Linked DNA regions of Homo sapiens: regions 2 and 3 are each linked to region 1. A link is a loop called in an ENCODE intact Hi-C map of the cell type or tissue named here. Cell type or tissue: CD14-positive monocyte. All regions are shown on one strand.

Region 1 (8,000 bases):
AGTGTTTTCTGTAGTAAAAATGGGATGACAGATTTTAGGTGCTTTTTACACTCAAAAACAGGTAACTATTTGAGATAATGGGTATGTTAATACGCTTGACAGTAGTAATCAAAACATCATGTTGTATGCCTTAAATGTATACTTTTAAAATGAATAAAAATGATATATAAAGTGAAAAAAAGAAGAAACAAGAAGAAACATGGTCTTCAGAGCAGACTCTCTTGGGTCAAATTCCTGCTCTCCTGCTTCCCACATGAGCAATGCAGGCAAGGGGCTGTATATCTCCATGCATGTTACCTTGTCTGTGTAAATGAGAATAGTCGTGTCTGCCTGCAGAACAGATTGAATTTCTGTGGTATTGAGCCATGAAGCTGGCAGTACTTTGTTAGGGAAGCCCCAGTAAACTCATACTTGCAGACATAGCAACAATTATAGTGGCACGGATGGGTCTGATTCAGAAACGCTGCATTCCAGGTGGTCCCTGGGTCCCCTTTCTTGTACCACCTCTTTGCATGGTCCCCTCTGATGACCCAGCTCACACCCCACTGTCTGAGGGTCTGAGGCTTGTGCCCCACATCAGCTTGTGACTATCTCTGGGCAGGATCTGGTCAGTCCTCCATTCAAAAGCCACCATCAAACCAACCCTCTGGCAAAGTGGTCCTGCCTGAAATTCATGTCTAGGTGAAACTGACTGGCGTGAACCATTCCCTGGATCAGAGACCACCTATGGGTGTTGAGATAAAGCAATGTGGGCAGGGTTGTGTGTTAAGTTGGTAAACTACTCCCCAGAGTGCTGGGAGCTTGGCTGTTGAGGGCTGTGGACTTGGAGGAAGGCCTGAGATCCAGACAAAAGTCCAAATAGGTAAAATTGGTGGATTAGTCTGTTCTCACGCTGCCAATAAAGACATACCCGAGACTGGCTAATTTATAAAGGAAAGGAGGTTTAATGGACTCACAGTTCCACATGGCTGGGGAGGCCTCACAATCACGGCAGAAGGTGAAGGAGGAGCAAAGGCACATCTTTCATGGTGGCAGGCAAGAGTGTGTGCAGGGGAACTGCCCTTTATAAAACCATCAGATCTCGTGAGACTTATTCACTACCACGAGAACAGCATGGGAAACACCTGCCCCCATGACTCAATTACCTCCCACAGAGTCCCTCCCATGACATGTGGGAATTATGGGAGCTACAATTCAAGATGAGATTTGGTTGGGGTCACAGCCAAACCATGTCAATGGGTAACACAATATGTAACAGACATCTGTTAATTTGTTTAAGTTTCCTTCCTGTTACTTTGGAAACACTATTCCAAGGCAGGGTGCAATGGCTCACACCTGTGATCCTAGCACTTTGGGAGGCTGAGGCGAGACAATTGCTTGAGTCCAGGAGTTCGAAGACAGCCTTGACAATATAGCGAGACCCCATTTCCACAAAAATAAGAATAAAAATTAAAAAATTAGCTGGGCATGGTGATGCATGCCTGTAGTGCCAGCAACTCTGGAGGCTGAAGTGGGAGGATTGCTTGCACCTGAGAGGTTGAGGTTACAGTGAGCCACGATTGCACCACTGCACTCCAGCCTGGGCAACAGAGCAAGACCCCATTCCTAGAAACAAAAAAAAACTGTATCCCAGAATTTCCTCAGGGAGCCACAGTCCCCCAGTCTTTATCCATGTGGTTTGGGACAGCCGGTCCTGATCTGCTTTCCAGGGCTGTGGTGTGAACCAGTCCTGGCCAGTGGGAGGTTTGCACATTCCTGGCTGTGGTGATGAGCATGTGTCTGTAACCTTTCCAGTCAGAACCAACGAGATCAATTCTGAGACTCTTATTGGAACTTGTGGGAAGGAGAAACCTGATTTTCACAGGGGTCAATGTTGGTAGAATAAAAGCATGGAGTTCCTGGATCAGAAGCTCTTGCAGCCTTGCAGAATAAATTGAGAGTGAAGTCAACACAGATAAAACCATACCCAAAAGATGGGAAGAGACAGAGTGCTGGTACCATGATGTGAGCTGCTGGATCCACCCATACCTGAAATCCACATGTAGGCTTTCATTTACTTGCACCAATTAGTTTCCTATCATGCTTAAGCCAGACTGTGTTGGATTTCTGATGCTTCTAACCTTATATAGAAATCTATCTCTCCAGTACTGATGAACCTTTATAGGGTTACATGCAACAGCAGACAGACTTTCTTTTTACTTCAGGCAAGGTTAGACCACATAAAGTCTCTGTGTCTTGGATGAACTTCTCTCAACAAGATAAGAGCCATCTGAACTAATGAGTAAGGGAAGTAATGGCTTTACTTAATTGGAGTGATATAAATTGCTGTAATGTGAATTGTCTGCACAAGACAGAAATTCATGGAGGTGTTCTGTTCTAACCTGTGACCTACCATTATAAAGGTTCTGAAGTGAAGGGTCTATTCTCCCCTGATGCTGGACTTTTCAAAGCACAGCAATTTTGTTTCATTTTGAAAGGCCATAGTGAAGCCAGCAGCTTACTCAGCACTTTCTGCCAACTATTAACTTCTCTCACATCAATGGCCAGACACTCAGACCCTGCCCAGCCCAGGTAGGTGATGCCAATGCACTAACCAGCCAGGGAGAGGGTATAGGTGTGCCTCTTCTGAGCCACCAGAACTGCAGCAATTCAGAAGAGATGCCCCTTCCAAAGGAGACAGCCTAGGGCCTAGAATCCAATCTTGACCAATTTTCTGATGTCTTTGGAAGTCTGGATTTTCTTTCTTTTCTTTTTCTTTTTTTTTTCCTTTTTGAGACAGAGTCTCACTCTATCACCCAGGCTGGAGTGCAGTGGCATAATCTCAGCTCATGGCAACCTCTGCCTCCTGGGCTCAAGTGATTCTCGTGCCTAAGCCTCTTGAGTAGCTGGAATTATAGGCGCCCACCACTATGCCCGGTTAATTTTTGTAATTTTAGTAGAGATGGGGTTTCACCATGTTGGCCAGGCTGGTCTCGAACTCCCAATCTTAGGTGATCCACTCGCCTTGGCCTCCCAAAGTGCAGAGATTACAGGTGTGAGCCCACCACACCTGGCCAGAAGTCTGGATTTTCTAAAGTAAAAAAATCCCCTGATTCTTTCTCCAGTGTGTTTAGTGGTTTGAATGGTGTTCCCCCAAAATTCATGCTCACTCAGATCTTCAGAATGTGGTCTCATTCCCAAACAGGGCCTTTGCAGGTGTCATGAAGAATGAAGATGAGGGCCGGGCACGGTGGCTCACACCTGTAATCCCAGCACTTTGGGAGGCCGAGGCGGGCGGATCACCTGAGGTCAGGAGTTCAAGACCATCCTGGCCAACTTGGTGAAAACCCCTCTACTAAAAATGCAAAAATTAGCCGGGCGTGGTGGCGGGTGCCTGTAATCCCAGCTACTCGGGAGGCTGAGGTAGGAGAATCGCTTGAACACAGGAGACGGAGGTTGCAGTAAGCCAAGATGGCACCACTGCACTCCAGCCTGGGCAACAGATCAAGACTCCATCTCAAAGAAAAAAATAAAAATAAAAAACAAAAAGAGAATGGAGATGAGATCATTTGTAATTGAGTGGACCCTAAATCCAACGACAAGTGTCCTTTTAAGAGACAGGAAAGGACACAGACACAGAGAGGAGGCCAAGTGAAGACAGAGGCAGAGATGGGAGCGATGCCGCCACAAGCCAAGGGACGCTGGCAGCCACCAGGAGATGGAAGAGGCATAGAGCCTCTGGAGGAAGCCAGACCTGCCAATACTGTGATTTCAGATTTCTGGCCTCCAGAACAGGGAGCATAAATTCCAGTTGGGTAAGCCACGAAGTCAGTGGAAATCTGGTCCTGCAGCAGCCCTAGCGAGGACACCGAGCTATTAGTTCAACTGAAGAAAATAATCTCCAAGCTGAGCAGAGTGTCCCCAAATGCCACACACGGCCGGCGAGTGCCTGTTGGTGATCTCGGCCTCCTGTAGCCTCAGGATCTGACCCGCCCCAACCTGGTCCAAGGCTCAGGATGAAAATCTCCTCCAGCACAGCAAGCAGCTTTGGAAACGCCGGCTCCTGGAACTCACAGGGGCCAACACTAGTCCCTGGAAGAACCGGGTGAATGAGGGGAGGGTGTCTGGATCCAACGCTCTGGGAAGTGCCCCATTGGCGGTTCCCAGACCATTTCTGTCTTGGGAAAAATTCCAGCGTGTGTGCAAGGCGTCTGTCCAGGTCAGCGCCTCTGAGTTGGCCGTCTCTGTTCGGGTCTTCCCATGCGAGGAGTGCCCTCAGTTCACCTAGATGACTTTCCAGAACTCACCTCTGACTCCACAGTGGGGATGCCTGGAAACCTGCTCAGCACTGGCCCTTGGATAACCCGGGAGCTGGCAGCTATGCTCAAGGAATCATGCTCGTGGAGGGAGGATGAGACCAATGGATAGCTTCCCCCGCCTACCCTGTCTTGTGCCCAAGCAGACAGCTCTGAGATGCATTTGAAAAGGCTCCTCCAAAGGACCCAGGGAGTCCGGCCCCAGGCACCCAGGGTGGCCACCAGCTCCGGAACTTCTCTTTCTCCTACTCTCCTTTCTCCCCGGTTTCACTCCCTGTTCCTCACTCCTGCTCCTGAGGCCGCATCTCAGGCTGTCTTCCAGGGAAGCCCAGGCTTGAGGCATGTTCATTCTCTCAAAGTGCGGGAGCAAATCTGCAAGGGCGTATGTCCCCGTACATGACAGACGACTGGTGTGTTCAAAAATCGTATTGACTTTGAACCTAAGAGGTTTTGGAAAAACAACTTGAGTGACCAGGTTCCATACGAACATTCTGGCAAAAGCTAACGGTATTCTTCTCTGCACAATTTCGTTGTTGGAGGCATTCAAGAAAATTTCTTTGCAGTTTTTGAAAATAGCCTGTAGTTCTATGTTTCGGCCACTAGATAGCAGGCTGAATAAGAAATGCTGGACATCTAATGGGAATCTCACCAACTGCTTGACGGAAGGTGGGGGCTATCCTTAAAAAATGGTTTGCTGGGAGGCGGATCACCTGAGGTTGGGAGTTTGAGACCAGCCTGGCCAACATGGCAAATTCCCCTCTTTACTAAAAATACAAAAATTAGCCGGGTGTGGTGGCAGGCGCCTCTAATCCCAGCTACTCGGGAGGCTGAGGCAGGAGAATCGCTTGAACCCGGGAGGCAGAGGTTGCAGTGAGCTGAGATCGCGCCACTGCACTCCAGCCTGGGCGAGAGTGAGACTCTGTCTCAAAAAAAAAAAAAAAAAAGTGGTTTGCCACTGGGCACGGTGGTTCATGCCTGTAATCCCAGCGCTTTGGGAGGCTGAGGCAGGCAGATCTCTGGAGGTCAGGAGTTCAAGACCAGCCTGACCAACATGGTGAAACCTGGTCTCTACTAAAAATACAAAAATTAGCTGTGCATGGTGGCACACGCCTGTAATCCCAGCTACTTGGGAGGCTGAGGCAGGAGAATTGTTTGAACCCGGGAGGCGGAGGTTGCAGTGAGCCAAGACCATGACACTGCACTCCAGCCTGGGTGACAGAGCAAGATTCCACCTCAAAAAAAAAAAAAAAAAAAAAAAAAAAGAAAGTGGTTTGCTCCGGAGTCCTGCTCTGTGTGGAGTTACTCACCGCCTCTACACGTCAGCCCTGCCTCCCCCATCTCCCTCCCAGACCTTCTTTCTGTTCACTGCATGCATCAAGCTTTCTCCTGACTTTGGGCTTTTCCCTTAGTTCTCCTGGCCTGAAACTCTGTCCTTCGATATTAGCAAGCTGGCTCCTGGTCCCTCGGCGTCCCTGGACAAGCCAACCTAAGGCAGACCCCCTCCTCCATCTTCATCATGCATCACATCATCTTCTATTGCTTCTTCAAAACGCTTTCACTTTCTGATATGTGACTGTTTGATGACACGTTTATTCTCTGTCTCTTGCATGAAAATGTGGGCTCCAGGAAAGCTGAGTTCCTGTTTAGTTCACTGCTGTGTCCCTGTCTAAAATGGAGCTACAGCATAAATATACAGGTGGCTGAGGGATATTTGTTGAGTGACTGAATGATGGGAGTGAATGAATGAACGACCTCTGATGCACAATGATAACCAGGCTGAATCTTCTTCTCTGACTCTCCTTTTTTTTGAGATAGAGTCTTTCTCTGTGGCCAAGGCTGCAGTGCAGAGGCACGATCTCTGCTCACTGCAACCTCCACTTCCCCGGTTCAAGTAATTCTCGTGCTTCGGCCTCCCGAGTAGCTTGGCTTACAGGTGCTCACCACCATGTCTGGCTAATTTTTTTTTTCCTCTTTTTGAGAGGGAGTCTTGCTCTGTCACCCAGGCTAGAGTGCGCTGGTGTGATCTTGGCTCACTGCAACCTCCGCCTCCTGGGTTCAAGTGATTCTCCTGCCTCAGCGGAGACTTGAGAATCTCCTGAGTAGCTTGGCTTACAGGTACTCACCATCACGCCTGGCTAATTTTTGTGTTTTTTTAGTAGAGACGGGACTTTGCCCTGTTGGCCAGGTTGGCCTTGAACTCGTGACCTCAAGTGATCCGCCTGCCTCACCCTCCCAAAGTGCTGGGATTACAGGTGTGAGCCTCTGTGCCCGGCCTCTCTGACTCTCTTGGCATTGCTTCCGATGTTATTATGATTCATTGTGAATGAGTCGATTTGAACTCAGCATGGTGTCCAGAACATTAGAAAAATGCTGACCTGTGTGGTTTGCTTTATGTCTTTGAAATATCTGAGCCCTAAAGAGCAGTAAGCGGGAAGTCCTTTGGGTATACCGGGCTTGGTTTGGGTTAAAGATTTTAAATGCTGAGCATAAATCCACCCTGAAGCTTCTCTGATGCTCCCTGAACTGTGTCCATTCCTTCCCTCTAGAAAAGACAAATGACTTACATAGAAGTGAAGTTGTAAATTCTGGCTCATTTAGGTGGCTTTGGATAAGTCACCCATTTACATTTCAGAGTAGCCAGAGATTGTGCTGCGCGTGGGGGAGTGCCAGGGATGTTACAGTCTGAAATAGACAAGTCCAAGGGCTGAGAAACGGAGTGACCACGTGCAGCAGGGCCTGGCAGGAGAGGTGGGGGCGGCTGAGTCTGAAAGGGCAGAAACAGTCCTGCCTGTGTTCACTGTTGCAGCCTTTTTTTCATCATGGAGTTTTTTGCATTAATTTTGAGTTTTTAAAATATTGAGTTAAATATTTTTTATCCTGGCTACCAAGATTTTTGGCACTCCATTCAACTTCATGCCCCATCTCAGCCCTGGGGCATAGGATAGCTTCACCATGCTGCCTACGGGGGAGCTGGGGTAGGGAACCAGTCCCTGGTTTCCCCAAATTCAAAAGACCCAGGAGAGAATGCTGAACTACCTTAGGGCTGTGAGATGATCACTTACTTCTGTAGCTTCAAAAACATGACGAAGCACGTGAGTGCGGCCTGGAAGTTTTACTACATTCAAACCAATATCCTCCATTCATTTCCTATTGCTGCTTCAACGAAGTATCGAAAACCTGGTGGCCTAAAACAGCACAGATGTATTATTCTTCAGTTCTGGAGGTCAGAGTCTGAAATGGGACTCACTGGTCACTCCAGACACTGTGCCTGGTAAAATTCCTATGTGACAGCCCAGTCACCAGGGTGATGGTATCAGGAGGTGGGGCTTTGGGAGGCAATCAGGCCTGGAGGGTGGCACCCTCGTGATGGGGTTAGTGCCCTTATGAGAAGGGATAGGAAGGAGAGGATCTCTGCCTCACGTGAGGACACAGCATGAAACAGGCAGTGGGCAAATCAGGAGGGGCCTCACCAGCCATCCAATCAGCCAGTGCCTTGACCTTGGACGCCGCAGCCCCCAGGACTCTGAAGAATCTATTCCTGTTGTTGAAGCCGTCCCAATAATATTCTGGTCATAGCAGCCCGAACGAATTAACACACTGGCTAAAATCAAGCGTGCTGACAGAGCCGTGTTCCCCCTGCAGGTTCCAGGGGGAGAACCTATTTCCCGGCCTCTTCCAGCTTCCAGAGGCGCCCAAACCCCTGAG
Region 2 (8,000 bases), 140 kb after region 1:
TCTATAGTTTGTATGCAGTGAAATGCAGAGATCTCAAGTGTAAAATTAGGCAAATGTTTGACAAATGTATATACCCATGTGACAAATACCCCAATCAAGATAGATAACATTTCCACCACTCAAGAAAGTTCTCTCATGCCCTCTTCCATATTTAATTTCTGTCTCTTTATAGGCGATTCCTAGTCTAATTTTTCTTATCTTAGATTAGTTTTACCTGTTCTTGAACTTCATCTAAGTGGAGTCATGCATTGAATAATTTTTTGTATCTGGCTTTCTTTGTTCAACTAATGTGTTTGAGATTTATCCCTATTGTGTGTATCTGTAGACCTTTTTTCTTAGTATTCTATTTTGGAATGGTGTATTTCATTCCATATATCACAAATTGTTTATCTCTTCTTCTATTGATGAACTTTTAGCTTGTTTTCCATTTTTAACCGTTACAAATACATTTACTATGAATATCCTTGTGCAAGGTTTTTTGGTGACCTATGTTTTCACTTCTCTTGGATAAATGCCTCTAAGTCAAATAGCTTGACTATATGATTAACATTATAAAAAATATCCAAACAGTTCTCCAAGGTGTGCCATCTTACACTTCCACAGAAGCTGACAAGAGCTTCAGTTACTCCACATTCTTGCCCACCGGTGGAGTAGACAGTCTTTTCAATTTTAGTTGTTCTAGGGAGATAATGAAATGGTGTCTCATTGTCATTCTTCTAAGTTTCATTTCCCTGATGATTAATTTTGTTCAGCACCTTTTTATGTGCGCGTTGGCCATTCATGTATCTTGTTTCGTGAGTGTCTAGCCAATTGTGTGTGTGTGTCTTCTAATTATTGGTTTGTAGAACTTCCTTATATTCTAGGTACAAGCCTTTTGTCAGATAAATATATTGTTAATATTTTCTCCCATTATCTGGTTTATATTTTTGTTTGCTTAACCATGTCTTTTGAAGAGCAGAAGAGGCTTAAATTTTATTGAAGTCGAGTTTATCAAACTTTTTCTTTGATGGTTAGTGCTTTTGAGTCCTGTCTACAAAATCTTTACCTACCCTAGGGTCACAAAGATGTTTTTCTTTCTTTTTAAAATGTCTTTAGAAGTTTTAGTGCTGTAGCTCTTTCATTTAAGATTATAAATCCATCTGAAATTACTATTTGTGTGTTGTATGAGGTAGGGATCTGTTTTTTTTTCTTAACAATATCCAGATGGTTCCGGCGTCATTTATTGGAAATGTTTTTCTTTGCCCATTGAATTGCTCTGGTGCCTTCGTTGAAAGTCAGTTTACTGTATGTGGCCTTCCATTATCTATGCCTATCTTTATTCCAATATCATGCTGTTTTGTTGGTATAGGGTAATAGTAAGTCTAGAAACCAAGTAGTGTTAGTCAATAACTTTGTTTCAGAATTATTTTAGCTATTCTAGGTTTTTTGCATATCAATTTAAATTTGGGGCTCAACTCATCAATTTCTGTAAAATCCTGTTACATTGAACCTCCACCTCCTGGCTTCAAGCGATTCTCCTGCCTTAGCCTCTCAAGTAGCTGGGATTACAGGCACGCCCCACCACACCTGGCTAATTTTCTGTATTTTTTGGAGAGAGAGGGTTTTCACCATGTTGGCCAGGCTGGTCTTCAACTCCTGAGCTCAAGTAAGCCATCTGCCTCAGCTTCCCAAAGTGCCGGGATTACAGGCATGAGCCACCTCGCCTAGCCTCCTGCTGCAAACTTCTAAGAAGAGACTGAAGATGCAAAATCAATTCTCTGCCCTCAGCAAACAGAAAGACACCCCAAGTCTGTTTTCATGCTAAAGACTTGAAACAAGAAGACATACATGCAGCCAAAAAACATATGAAAAAAGTTCATCATCCACTGATCATTAGAGAAATGCAAATCGAAACCACAATGAGATAACATCGCACATCAGTCAGAATGGCGATTATTAAGAGGCCAAAAAACAACAGATGCTGGCGAGCTTGTGGAGAAATAAGAACGCTTTTACCCTGTTAGTGGGGATGTAAATTAGTTCAACCGTTTTGGAAGACAGTGTGGCAATTCCACAAAGATACTATTTGACCCAGCAATCCCATTACTGGGTATATACCCAAAGGAATATATATCATTCTGTTATAAAGATACATGCACGTGTATGTTCATTGCAGCACTATTCACAATAGCAAAGACATGGAATCAACCCAAATGCCCATCAGTGATAGACTGGATAAAGAAAATGTGGTACATAGACACCGTGGAATACTATGCAGCCATAAAAACGAACAAGATCATGTCCTTTGCAGGAACATGGATGAAGCTGGAAGCCGTTATCCTCAGCAAACTAAGGCAGGAACAGAAAACCAAACACCGCATGTTCTCAACTTATAAGTGGGAGCTGAACAATGAGAACATGTGGACACAGGGAGGGGAATAACACACACTGGGACCTGTCAGGAGAGGGTAGGGCTGGGGGCATCAGGAGAGCATCAGGAAAAATAGCTAATGCATGCTGGGCTTAATACCTAGGTGATGGGTTGATAGATGCAGCAAACCACCATGGCACACGTTTACCTGTGTAACACACCTGCACATCCTGCACACGTATCCTGGAACTTAAAATAAAATAAGATAAAATGAAACAAAAAAGACTTGAAACAAAGCCTCTACCACATACTCTATGTCAGTATTAAGTTCTATTGAAAAGAAAAATTTCCAAGCATTTTATCAGAAATAATTTTCGTAGTGTATTCATCAATCTCAGCCACACTAGCATGGCTGTTCTCAGTATTACAGATGAACCCACACGACCTCAGCTGCTTTGTCATGTCAGTTACATGTACCATTATTCAGAACGAGTGGGCCCATTTTCAATTTCCTGTTGTAAGGTTAGTCTGTCTTCAATCTATCACAGGACGCAATGGCGTTGTAACTAAGATTCATAATTTCCAGTAGGAGAATGATTTGTCATCACATTCCATAGTCTCAGGGTTGACTGTTTCGTTGGTCTTGCTATTGAATGATTAAGGGAACAGCCAGGAGATTTTAAACACTCCTTACAAAGCGTTTTCCTCTGGAGACCTACTTGGCTGCTGCTTAATCTTAATGTGTGCAATTAGAAGTTGTAAATGTATTCAGAATATATGGGCTTAGAGAGACTGGTTGTGGCTCTGATAGCTGACAGTGGCAGATAACGGCTTAAGGGTAGATGTAGGATTAATCTGCGTCTCTGGGTTTTATGATCAGGCATCTGTTCGCATTTGTGCCATCGTTTGTCTTTGTCGTCTCTCAGGCTCTGGGGATGGGCCGTCCTCATCAACCTTACTCTATCTTCCCTTGGCCTCTGGAGCATTGGAAACCTGTGACTGTGATTTGTCCCTCCCACTTGGAGCTTCAGACAGTGAAAACAGAAGGTAGAGTGAAGTTGGTAGACACTATTAGTGATCAGATACCATCTGCCTTCTCACCAACTATTAACCTTGAAATCAGGGGGAGTGGGTGGGAAGGGCTTCATTTAACACTGCATATAAACAGTTGAGTGATTGATTAGTCACCAGGGTGTGTAGTGTGCTTCTTAAATGTCTGATGTCCACGTGGCGATGCATTCTCCTCTTCCGGCATGTCACAGGTTTTCTGACCATACTCAATTCTATCTCTAAGCCCCAGCTAAAGAATGAGTAAGTCTCCTTAATTTAAAACATCAAACCCCTCTTATGCTTACCATTATCTCACATACAAACAGGTCAACTAAGAACAAATAAATAATAAAGCAGGTTAAGTGTAGTAAATGGCATGGTTGTAATTTTTTCACACGATATTGACAATAGCTATTCTGATTGGAAGATAGATGTGTAGACATCAAATTAGTTACCTGGTCTTTGAGTTTTTCTGTGCATTTCTAGATACATTTTAAATGTGATGATTCCATGTTCTATGAATTTTGCCTTTAAATTTCAATAACCAACACATCTAAAGTCATGATTCCTTTCAGGCTATCAAACCTAAAACGTATGAAAGCTTAAATTGACTGGGTAACTCCTTCCTGTTTTTCTGATTTCTGTTTTATTGTATTTCTAGTTTTATTGCTTATTTCTCTCTCTCTCTCTCTCTCTCTCTCTCTCTCTCTCTCTCTCTCTCTCCCCCTCCATCTCTCTCTCTATCTCTCTGTCAACTCTATTTGTATTTCTATAATGGAAACTCAAATTTGCCTAACTCAGATTGTAGCACTTTTCTTCCTCAGGCTAGTCCTAGGAAAACTCACTTGTTTTTTGTATGGAAAACTAGTGTTAGTAGAAGCCTTTATTCTTGCATAGCCCCCAAATCAGCTTTTTCAGCTATAATTTAGTAAGTCTAATGTGTTCGACTGAAGTACTTTTTTTTTGTAATAACAAGTGAAAAATAATGAAGAGTGTGTCCTGGCGCAGTGGCTCACGCCTGTAATCCCAGCACTTCGGGAGGCCGGAGGCCGAGGCAGCGGATCACTTGAGGGTCAGGAGTTCAAGACCAGCTTGACCAACATGGTGAAGTCCTGTCTCTATTAAAAATACAAAAATTAGCCAGGTGTGGTAGTGCATGTCTGTAATCCCAGCTACTTGGGAGGCTGAGACAGGAGAATTGCTTGGACCTGGGAGGCGGAGGTTGCAGTGAGGTGAGATTGCGGCATTGCACTCCAGCCTGGACAACAAGAGTGAAACTTTGTCTCAAAAAAAAGAAAGAAAGAAAAAAGAAAATAATAAAGACAGCTTCTAGAATAGAATACAGGGCATAGAGACTGCCTCAGCGTGGATTGGGTTTCTGTTCCTGAGCCCGCTCATGACTCATACTTGGGAGATTAAGCAATGTGGAGTGTAGCTGTTGGCAGCAATATGCCAGATCGTGAAAACAACACATTTTGTTTTGAAGATAAAAATACCGTTCTCCAGGAAATGGTTCTATCGGAAAGACATTTGTTAAGTGACGAGTTCAAATCTTGACTCATGGATAACCTAGATATTAGAGGAAAAGCAAAGGTAATAAAAATAAGTTTGGCATTAAAAGGAGGAGACAACATTTATTAAAAAAATTAGTCAGGTATGTGCCCTGTCTCTGAGCATCAGCAGGCCAACCTTATTTAATAGTTCTTTGTTAAAAGCTAAGAATTTATACCACCTTAAAGCTGTCAGGGGCTTTAGGGAGCCCGAAGTGTAATTCATCAGAGTTGATGCTTACGTGTGATGAGCCTGAGCCCTTGAACACTTGATCAGGATTTTTCCTCTATAATCTTTATTTTTGGTGAATGATATTTTGGTATGTGGAAAGTGCACATAAGCTACTCAAATCCAAATGCTGTCTCTTTCTTTTAGTTTTTTTTTTTTAACCTAGAGTAAGACAAGTCTATAGCCCTTTATTCTATCATTTTCTAATTTAGTTTCCTATATTCCCATTACACTTAATCTCCAACCCAGGAAGAAGATGAGGGGAGAGGAAAGGAATATAGGATTCACTCCATCTCCCTGCAGCGTCTTGCAGGTCAGGGGTCTCATAATGAATTGAGTAAGTTAGGGACCAGCACTTTTAAACATTGAAGTGAAATCAAATAGAAAACATCGAAGTGGCTTGCATGTAGTCAGCCTAAAGTATGTTTTTAATCATATATAAACTCTATGTCTATGTATGTGTATGTGTGTATTTATATATCTCGTGTGACTGAGTTGCAACATAATATGTTTATCTTACCGTATGTCATAGTCAAAAAACTCTGAAAATCAATATTGTATCTTATGGATTATTCTCTTCTCAGGGCCATCTTTCCAAGGGATCCCAGGACGGGGGTAGTTGGAGGGCCACTTTTTTACAGCCTGTGTGACCAAAATGCCAATGCGTCTTCAGAGCCTCGAGTTCTCAGTAGCTAAGTGTGTCAGAGTAGAGGAACAACATAGGTTTCCAGCACTCATACTTCTCACATAGCAAAAATGAAGAATTAAACAGAGTCTCTTCATCTTGACGTCACCTGCGTTCTTCACACAGTGCTTTCAATACCATCTCTGGATGCCATCTTTGTAGATTGTTTGTTTGTTTGACATTTACTTTTTTTTTTTTTTCCAATTCGGTAATACTGATTCTTGACTTCCCCCTCTTTTTGGTACCTTTGTGATTCTCCTTGTACCTTCCTTCTTTCCCTCTTCCCCCTTCTGTGTATATGAATAGACATTCCATGCACATCAAGAATATGGGGGAAGTGATGTTTCTCCCTTCTCAGTGTGTCACATATGGATGTGTACAGCGTCAGCTTGTCCCAATACTGGAGATCTTTTTCTGACTATGTAAACTCTGTGTGTGTGTGTGTGTGTGTGTGTGTGTGTATACACACCAGCTATGTGTGCTGGGCTAAGGCTTCCTCCCCTAGTTAAACTGGTATTCCCTGGTTTCTCCGTGTACTGTACAGGTATTATATTTCCTTTGTAATTAGTAAGTAATTTTTGAGAGGGTGCTCTTAATCTCTATCCTCATCAAACTTTCACTTGCAAATTTTAGCATTCATTAGTGGCTTTTGCCTAGTAATGTAGGCTTGGACTGTTTCTCCTACCTGACCTCTCAATCTTGAAAAGTTTTCTCCATTTTTAACAATCATTTATTAAAATGAATAGCTTGACTCTTGACCTCATATTCAAATGCCTAACCTCAAATTCTTCTGACCTACAATTCAAATTCTGCATGTAGCGTCTAGCTTAGACTTTTGGTCAAACAAGGACTCACTAAGGTTTGCATTTCTAAAGTTAGCTTCAGGATACTTAGAATATTAAGGAAAGGGCCAGGTGCGGTGGCTCATGCCTGTAATCCCAGCGTTTTGGGAGGATGAAGCCAGTGGATCACCTGAGGTCAGGAGTTTGAGCCCAGCCTGGCCAACATGGTGAAACCTCATCTGTACCAAAAATACCAAAAAGAGCCGGGCATGATGGCCTGTGCCTGTAGTCTCAGCTACTCAGGGAGCTGAGGCAGGAGAATCGCTTGAACCCAAGAGGCAGAGGTTGCAGTGAGCCGAGAACGCACCACTGCACTCCAGCCTGGGCTACAGGCTGAGACTCCATCTCAAAAAAAAAAAAAAAAAAAAAAAAGAGTATTAAGGAAATATTAAAAACTCTACATATTCAATGAAAATTGACAATGCAGATTGTCAGCGGCTTATTCAGAGGCTGTGACAATTTTCCAAGGCTTTTCTAAGAGCGACATCTCGATCTTAACATTTCAGTAAGATTTGCTCCCGTTGGGTATTAATTTTTTGAAGCTTTTGTGATTGCATTAAAGTGGTGTCGCCATAAGTCATTATATTCACACTAGTTGTATTCTTGTTCAAGATTTGGAATAGCATAGAGAAAATGAAAGTGCTTGAATTAAATAATGGACGAATGCCTGTGCTGGGAAAGAAAACCTTGAACCTGCATAATTTTATGGCCAATTATACAGGTTATAAATGCTGAAGTTTTAGGTCGGCTTGTGTAAAATATATTAGCAATTTCTATTGCATGCGTCGTGTACTGAGCTGTAATAAGCCACCGCAGGATGCACCACCTGCTCCCATTTGTTCTGTGGTGGGGGGTTTGGACCTTCTAATGCCTCCAAAGTCTTTGCTAATAAGGCTCAGCTTTTTCCTGTATCTGCAGATGTCTTGGTCTGGATCCCTCACTTTTTTTCTTTTCTTTTTTTTTTTGAGATGGAGTCTCACTCTGTTACCCAGGCTGGGAGTGCAGTGCACCATCTCTGCTTACTGCAACCTCCGCCTCCCGGGTTTAAGCGATTATCCTGCCTCAGCCTCCCCAGTAGCTGGGATTACAAGTGCCTGCTACCACAGCCAGCTAATTTTTGTATTTTTAGTAGAGACGGGATTTCACCACGTTGGTCAGGCTGGTCTCGAACTCCTGACCTCAGGTGATCTGCCCTCCCGCCTCCCACAATGTTGGGATTACAGGCGTGAGCCACTGCGTCTGGCCAGGATCCCTCACTTTAGAGAGCAGATTCACTATAGGAATTTGGACTGTG
Region 3 (8,000 bases), 81 kb after region 1:
GATCACTTGAGGTCAGGCATTGGAGACCATCCTGGCCAACATGGTGAAACCCCGTCTCTACTAAAAATACCAAAATTAGCTGGGCGTGGTGGCACACACCTGTAATCCCAGCTACTTGGGTGGCTGAGGAAGGAGAATTGCTTGAACCCAGAAGCAGAGGTTGCAGTGAGCTGAGATCACACCATTGCACTCCAGCCTGGGCAACAGAGGGGGACTCAGTCTCAAAAAAAAAAAAAAAATCTCCATTAACATAGCTAGATCTTTTTCTTCCATGCCCTCCCAATCCTGAAGAGATTAACTAAAAGTCTAGCACCTTTTAAAGATCTGAAGAGGAAAAATTTGTCATTTATTGTTTCTAAGGGCAGCCACCGTAAGACTTCAAAGGAACGTTGGTCTCCACAGTCTTTTATCTTAACTTGAACATTTCCTTTCTATGGATCCCAGGTCTTAAGACAAGCCTCAACCAATTGTCAGCCAGAAAATGTTTAAATTGACCTATAGCTTGGAACTGCCCTTCCTCCCCGCAACCCCCATGCTTTGAGTTGTCCTGCCTTTCTGAACCAAACCAATGTATTTCTTAAATGTATTTGATTGATGTCTCATGCCTCCCTAAAATGTGTAAAACCAAGCTGTACCTCGACCTCCTTGGGCACATGTTCTCAGGACCTCCTGAGGGCTGTGTCACAGGCCATGGTCACTCATATTTGGCTCAGAATAAATCTCTTAATATTTTACAGAGTTTGACTCTTTTCATCAACAACAGTTGTGAGCTATTAATCAGCATAATGGGCCTTAGTTAGCAAGGTGGGAGAACGGAGGGGGAGGCGTCTTAGGCAGAGCGTCAACCAATGGGATGGGAAGAGACCATCTCTTCCAGAGCTGAGAGTCACGCAGCCTTCACAGCACAGAATCCTGTAGATCAGCGACTCTGCCTCCGGAAGAGCATGGGGCACAGAGGATGTGCCGAGGAGGGGGAGCCATTTTGCCCCCAGGGCCGTTGGGCAAGGTCTGGAGACATACTTCGCTGTCACCACTAGTGTTGGGGGCTACTGGCATTGAGTGGGACGCCACTCCACACCCTGTAGTGCACAGGGCAGCCCCTCCCCAAGAGTGACCCTGCTCCACATGTGAACAGGGCTTTGCTGATGAACCCTTCTCTAGGTGGGGTCAGGAGATGTGGCTGGAGAGGGAGACAGGGCCACGCGACACCTTCAGTTTTGTGCCAAAAACAGGATTGCACCATGAAAGGCCATGAGATTTGTGTGTAGTTGAAAATCATGTATGTATTTGGGTTTGGCATATTTAAGAAGTAAAATGAACAGGACTTGGCAGTTGAGTGTGGGGAATGAAGGAGAGAAAAACCTGTGATTTCCTTCATGATAGAGGGAAAATACTGGGAAAAAAAGACAGGAAAATCTAAAGCTTCTGCTGTCTAGTAGTTTTTTAGAAGATGTAGGTGACAGAATGGAATAATGTGTTTCTTGGGCAAAAAATCTGGGGGATCAATAACTTGAGAATTGATGTCGTATTGTCTGTGTGTCACGTTAAATATTCTTCAGTATAAAGTGTTCAGGGTGTGTAAGTTTCCTTTAAGTATAACCTGTGAGCTGCTAGCGAGTATTCTGAATACCCTAATGTGGCACCTACACTCTAGAGATGTCTCCTAAGCAATGTAACATTAGCAACCCACGTCAGAAGATTTGTTCATTAGCATAAAGCATTTCAGAAATTAGGCTGGCGCGGTGGCTCACGCCTGTAATCCCAACACTTTGGGAGGCCGAGGCGGGCAGATCACCTGAGGTCAGGAGTTCAAGACCAGCCTGGCCAACATGGTAAAACCCCATCTCTACTGAAAATACAAAAATTAGCCAGGCGTGTTGGCTGGCACCTGTAGTCCCAGCTACTCGGGAGGCTGAGGCAGGAGAATCGCTTGAACCCAGGTGGCAGAGGTTGCAGTGAGCCGAGATTGTACCACTGCACTCCAGCCTGGGTGACAGAGTGAGACTCCGTCTCAACAAAAAGAAATTAGTAGTGTCTAAGATATGTGGTTCACTGGGAAGACGACACAGGCTTTTGACCAAGAAGTCAGGGAGCCCTCACCTGCTGGGCAGCCCTTGAGGGGTTGCCAGCTCTATTTGGTCTTGCATCCCTGCCATAACCCTCTGTCATCTGGCTTAACTAGATTGGCTAGTGTGGCTGCCAGTATGGTCCAGTGTGGACTCGATCCTTCGGGCAGGGTGCTTGGAGAACACAGAGAGTTCTGCAGCCCAGCAGAATAGACCGTTTTGTGTGTGTGTGGCTGAATCTGGAGTGAGAGTTCCTCTCATTGTAGGGCACACCTGGTGGTGAGGTTGGAAGGAAGAGGTCAGAAGGGTCCCCACCCCCCTCTGATCCCCTGAGAATGAACATTTGCCAGGAGAGCCAGGCCGTCCTCACGGAACCGGGGAAATTGGTCTAGGTCAGTTTCTAACGGTGAAGTTCAAAATTAAAAGCAGCTCTGGTAAGTGAAAAAATAGAGTCTGACACCTAGAGAACCAAGTTCATGTCACCTGTGGAGGGGGATAAACTGCACAAGGAGTGGATGTAAAAAATATTCACGCCGAGAGTAAGTTGTGGAGTTGTTTCAAAGGGTGCCCCCCGTTATGCTAAAACAGGAGGCTAGTCCTTGGAAACACTGAAATCATCTTCTAAAACCAGGGCGACAAACTGCTGCCTGCCCGGGGTGAAACGCAGCCTCCCTGCCAGTTTTGTAAATAAAGTTGTAGTGGCCCCAGCTATACTATTATACGCTTACGTGTTGTTCACATTTCTGCTTTTGCTTCTCAGGGGCAGAATGGAGTAGTTAGAACAGAGGCCCTCTGACCCACGAACCCAAAGGTATTTCCTCTCTGTCTGCTTCCAGGAAAGGCCTTCTGACCCGTGCTCTACATCTTGATATCAGATATTCACTAGATAACTGAGTTGCATGCCTAGGGTATTGTCTGCAGAGCTGCCAAGGGTACTGGGGAAATGCGTGAAGATGGTCTCGGGAAGAGAACAAAATAGAGCATTTGGTCCTCCTCGGCCCAGAGCAGGGAAGCCCAAGGGGCAGTTCAGTCCAGCCAGGAGTGTGTTGACATCAGAATGATGGCAAATGTTGTCACACTCATAGCTGGACTTGGTGCAGCGGGGTGGTGACTGTGTGTTTGTTGTGTTTCTCCATCTGGAACGGAGAGTGCAAAGGTGTGTTTGTCGGAATGGGAAGCATTTTAGATAATGGGGGCAGATCGGAGCACTACAGGACACGGACCAGAAAGGAGAGAAAGCGAAGGAAGAAATGCAAACATCCTTTGCATCCAAGGCAGTACTTTCCCTTCCAGGCCCGGCTACTTTCTGGCCGCATCATTCTGAATTCTCTGTGTCAAGCATTTGGGAAGAAAAAAAAAGTATGAGGAAAAGTTTTCAGGTTTTCTAGATTTTCTTTTGAGGAGTCAAAGGAAAGTGTGAATGCAGATGAAGTTCAGACAAGGAGGCTATTTTATTTTTTCTGCCTTCCTTGGTTTTGTTTGTTTTTTGAAGATCTTGTTACTAATTTTTCCACGTCCAAAGATAGCCATTGAGGCCAGCCGCGGTGGCTCACGCCTTTGATCCCAGCATTTTGGGAGGCTGAGGCAGGCAGGTCACTTGAGGTCAGGAGTTTGAGACCAGCCTGGCTAACATGGTGAAACCCTGTCTCTACTAAAAATACAAAAATTAGCTGGGCATAGTGGTGCATGCCTGTAATCTCAGCTACTCAGGAGGCTGACACAGGAGAACTGCTTGAGCCTGGGAGGTGGAGGCTGCAATGAGCCAAGATTGCGCCACTGCAGTCCAGCCTGGGTGACAGAGTGAGACTCTGTCTCAAAAAAAAAAAAAAAAAAACCACAAAGATAGCCATTGAAAGTTGTTGCTGGGCGCTGTGGCTCACTCTTGTAATCCCAACACGTTGGGAGGCTGAGGCAGGCAGATTGCTTGAGTTCCGAAGTTTGAGACCAGCCTGGGCTACATGGTGAAACCCCATCTCTACAAAACATACACCAATTAGCTGAGCATAGTGGTCCCAGCTACTCAGAAGGCTGAGGCAGGAGGATCACTTGAGCCCAGGGAAGTTGAGGCTGTGATGAGCCATGATGGCACCACTGCACTCCAGCTTGGGCAGCAACAGAATGAGACCCTGTATCACACAAAAAGAAAGTTGTTAATATCTTCATTCAGCAGATATTTTTTGAGCGTCTCCCATGGGTACAGTGCTGTGTAGGCGCTACACACAGAGCCGGCGTCAGCAGTCCCTGTCCTCAGGAGGCAGCCGCTCAACCACAGACAGCTTGCGCACATCAGCTCGATGCTAAGCATTGTCACTTGGAAGACAAGTCTAGCATTCTAGCATGGAAGACAGACACAAGCACGTAATTACCCAAACATTTGTCTGATTGTGATACGATCAGTGCTATGACAGAGAAGTGTAGGGTGATGACAGAGAGAGGACTCTGAATAGAGCCGACCTAGTTCCAGAGGGCGTAGGGTCCAAGGAAGAGCTTCCCTTTCCCCCTCTGAGGGTTCACTGAAAACCAGCTGGGCAAAGACAGACTCATAGGAGACACGGCACACACCTGTGTTGGTCATAGTTTTACATGACATGGGAGCCTTCAGAATGAAGACCCAGAGACACGAGAGACTGGCCAGTTTATGCTTAGGTTCAACAAGGTACGGACAGCCACATGGGAATAGGATGGGATGAAAAGGGTCTGATCGAACACCGATAGACTGCTTGGGGAGGCCCAGCAAGGCGAGTCTGTCTGGATTCATCTTCGCCCCTCTGTGCAGCCTTCTTTCCTTCTGGTACAAGGCAGGCCCGCTCTGGAATGGGAGCTTTGTGACTTGCAATCAAACAAGGTAGTTTGGATAATTTATTATTTTTTTTTTTGAAATGGAGTTTTGCTCTTGTTGCCCAGGCTGGAGTGCAGTGGCGTGATCTCGGCTCACTGCAACCTCTGCCTCCTGGATTCAAGTGATTCTCCTGCCTCAGCCTCCCAAGTAGCTGGGATTACAGGCATGTGCCACCGCACCCAGCTAATTTGGTATTTTTTTAGTAAATAGAGACGGGGTTTCACCATGTTGGTCAGGCTGGTCTTGAACTCCTGACCTCAGGCGATTCACTCGCCTCGGCCTTCCAAAGTGCTGGGATTACAGGCGTGAGCCACCGCACCTGGCCTGGGATAATTTCTTTATGGTCAGGTTTTACACAGGAAGGCAGGGGAAAGTTAGAGTAATAATTTTGGGTTTCACTGGCTAACGCAGTGAAACCCCGTCTCTACTAAAAATACAAAAAAAGTAGCCACACGTGGTGGCGGGCACCTGCAATCCCAGCTACTCGGGAGGCTGAGGTAGGAGAATGGCGTGAACCCGGGAGGTGGAACTTGCAGTGAGCCAATATCGTGCCACTGCACTCCAGCCTGGGCGACAGAGCAAGACTCCATCTCAAAAAAAAAAAAAAAAAAAAAAAAGTGTATAGATCTGAATACTATCTGGAAGGACCCTGCGATGCTGTGGCAGCGGGGAGAGAAGAGCACTAGGGGGACTTCCAGGGGCCTGGCTTGTGCCGCTGTGTGCACTGTGGGCAGGTCCCTGCACGTGGAATGCTGGCTGATGCCAGCTCGGCTGGGGCAGGAGAGTCTTAACATGCTGACTGCGAGGTGCCTGTCAGACGACACACTGTAAGTTTTTGTTGAATTAGGGCAGTTGCAACCCACGGGCACTCCGAGAGGCTTCCGGGCTGAAGATGAGAAGCTGAGTGTGGGATGAAGTTTGCTTAGTCCTGCACTAGGGGTGGGGCAAACTGGGATATAACATGATCAGAAAGGAGACAGGCTGGGAAGGCAGAGGGCCCCGGAAATCCAGAAAACTTAGGGAAGCCGAAGAAGAGGAATTTCCCAAGCAGAAGGGCTGGTTAGCGAGGCTGGATGTTGCTAACAGGCCCATCTGCTCAAGACGCCAAAGGGGCAGTGAGGGTTGGCACCTGAAGGTCCGTGGAGATCTTGTCTGATCTTGTTCCGCAGGAGTAGTGGCAGGTGGAAGCCCAGGAGTGGGCAGCCATGGGAGATGGAGACGGTGAATGTGTGCCACACTTTCATTTCCAGAAGTCCTTTTGCGATGAGCAGGGGAGGAGAGAGTAGAGCCTGATTCGGGGAGGATGCTGGGTTGCTGGGGAAACCTTCTAAGGGGCTCGGGCATATTTGATGCTGCCTGAATGTGAGTGGGAAGAGGAAACAGGGAGAGGCATGACTGTGGGGGTGGTTAACTCCTGAGCTGTTGGGGAGGGGTGAGCTGGAGAAGGAGTGTGGCCTCTGCTGGGACCTCAGGGAGAGGCCCAGAGGCCTGCATGTGCCAGAGGGGTGGGCATGGTGGGGGGCACTTGACGGTGTGCCTGTCTTGCAGCTGTGACTTTCTCTGTAGAGGAGGCAAGGCCATGAGCTGCTGGTAGCAGGACAGATAAGGACCTCAGAGGCTGGAGGAGAGGGAAGGTGTCACCACCCCAGCCCTCCCTGGTTCATTGCCAAAGCCTCTTAGCTTGTCTCTTTTCACTTTCAACACAGCAGTCAGGCTGAGTCTGGTGAAATGCTCAGCCAGATTGCATCTCTTCTCTGCTTCACATCCAACACACGCCGAGGCTTCTGCCAGGACCTGCTATCCTCTGCGCTGTGGGCCCCTCAGTGACATAACCTTCCCAGACCCCTGTGAACTCCCAAAGCCCAGCACATCCCACGTCAGGCCCATAGCACCTGCTTTTCTGATATTCTGATATAATACCCACTGATGTTATTTTTTGTTTATTTGAATTTATTTTTAAAATTTACATTGTTACTTTTAGTTTGACAACTAGTAATTATATATATTTATGGGATACCATGTGATGTTTTGGACTATGAATACATTGTGGAATGATTATATCACGGTAATGAACATGTCTATCACCTTGAAGACAGTCAGTATTCCGTATCTGTGGGTTCCATGTCTGCAGTTCCAAGCAACTACAGATCAAAATGTTAAAAAATATATAGAAATAAAAAACAACACAGGCCGGGCCCGGTGGCTCACGCCTGTAATCCCAGCACTTTGGGAGGCCGAATTGGGCAGATCACCTGAGGTCAGGAGTTTGAGATCAGCCTGGCCAACATGGCAAAATCCATCTCTATTAAAAATACAAAAATTAGCCAGGCGTGGTGGCATGCGCCTATAATCCCAGCTACTCGGGAGGCGGAGGCAGGAGAATCGCTTGAACCTGGGAGACAGAGGTTTCAGTGAGCCAAGATCGCACCACTGCACGCCAGCCTGGGTGACAGGGCGAGACTCTGCCACGAAAACAAAACAAAACAAAACAAAAAAACCCAAAAAACCAAAAACCCCCCCAAAACCCCAAACAATACAGCAGAACAACTATTGAATAGCATTTCCATTGTATTAGGTATTATAAGTAATCTAGAGATGATTTAAAGTATACAGGAGGATGTGTGAAGGTGATATGCAAATGCTGTGCCATTTTATATCTGGGACTTAAGCATCCTTGGATTTTGTTATCCACAGATTCCCAGGGGTGATTGTACCTTTTTTTTTTTTTTTTTTGAGACAGAGTCTTGGCTCTGTTGCCCAGGCTGGAGTGCAGTGGCATGATCTTGGCTCACTGCAAGCTCTGCCTGCCGGGTTCATGCCATTCTCTTGCCTCAACCTCCCGAGTAGCTGGGACTACAGGTGCCTGCCACCATGCGTGGCTAATTTTTTATATTTTTTAGTAGCAACCTGGTTTCACCATGTTAGCCAGGATGCTCTCGATCTCCTGACCTCGTGATCCACCCGCCTCAGTCTCCCAAAGTGCTGGGATTACAGGTGTGAGGCACTGCGCCCGGCAATTGTACTTATTATTTTTTGTAGTGAAAACATTTAAAATCTTTTTTTAAGCAATTGAAATATACAGTATGTTATTATTG

The links. Hi-C counts contacts between places; a loop is a spot of excess contacts. Peaks named below come from ENCODE experiments on the same cell type or tissue, not always from the same donor. Only the 100,000 strongest peaks of a DNase experiment are listed, where the experiment ranks them.
Region 2: a loop joins it to region 1, with 3 times the contacts of the local background. A loop is called at or near these places in 6 of 110 quality-filtered maps.
Region 3: a loop joins it to region 1, with 3 times the contacts of the local background. A loop is called at or near these places in 3 of 110 quality-filtered maps.

What each region holds. Positions count from the first base shown.
Region 1 is chr12:128,777,592-128,785,591 of GRCh38, forward strand. No RefSeq gene overlaps it. Among named protein-coding and RNA genes, the nearest start is that of SLC15A4, 42 kb to the right of the region's middle. In CD14-positive monocyte, CTCF peaks have their summits at 4,945 (motif pointing right) and 5,144; DNase peaks (open chromatin) are centred at 4,910, 5,620 and 5,890; H3K4me3 peaks cover 500 bases; H3K27ac peaks cover 734 bases.
Region 2 is chr12:128,915,869-128,923,868 of GRCh38, forward strand. The region is part of intron 6 of GLT1D1 (glycosyltransferase 1 domain containing 1); the gene reads left to right. Among named protein-coding and RNA genes, the nearest start is that of GLT1D1, 66 kb to the left of the region's middle. RefSeq lists an enhancer at 628-747. In CD14-positive monocyte, no CTCF peak of the experiment used is centred here; a DNase peak (open chromatin) is centred at 4,803; H3K4me3 peaks cover 320 bases; H3K27ac peaks cover 2,192 bases.
Region 3 is chr12:128,858,448-128,866,447 of GRCh38, forward strand. All of the region lies in intron 1 of GLT1D1 (glycosyltransferase 1 domain containing 1), which reads left to right. Among named protein-coding and RNA genes, the nearest start is that of GLT1D1, 9.0 kb to the left of the region's middle. In CD14-positive monocyte, no CTCF peak of the experiment used is centred here; no DNase peak of the experiment used is centred here; H3K27ac peaks cover 1,786 bases.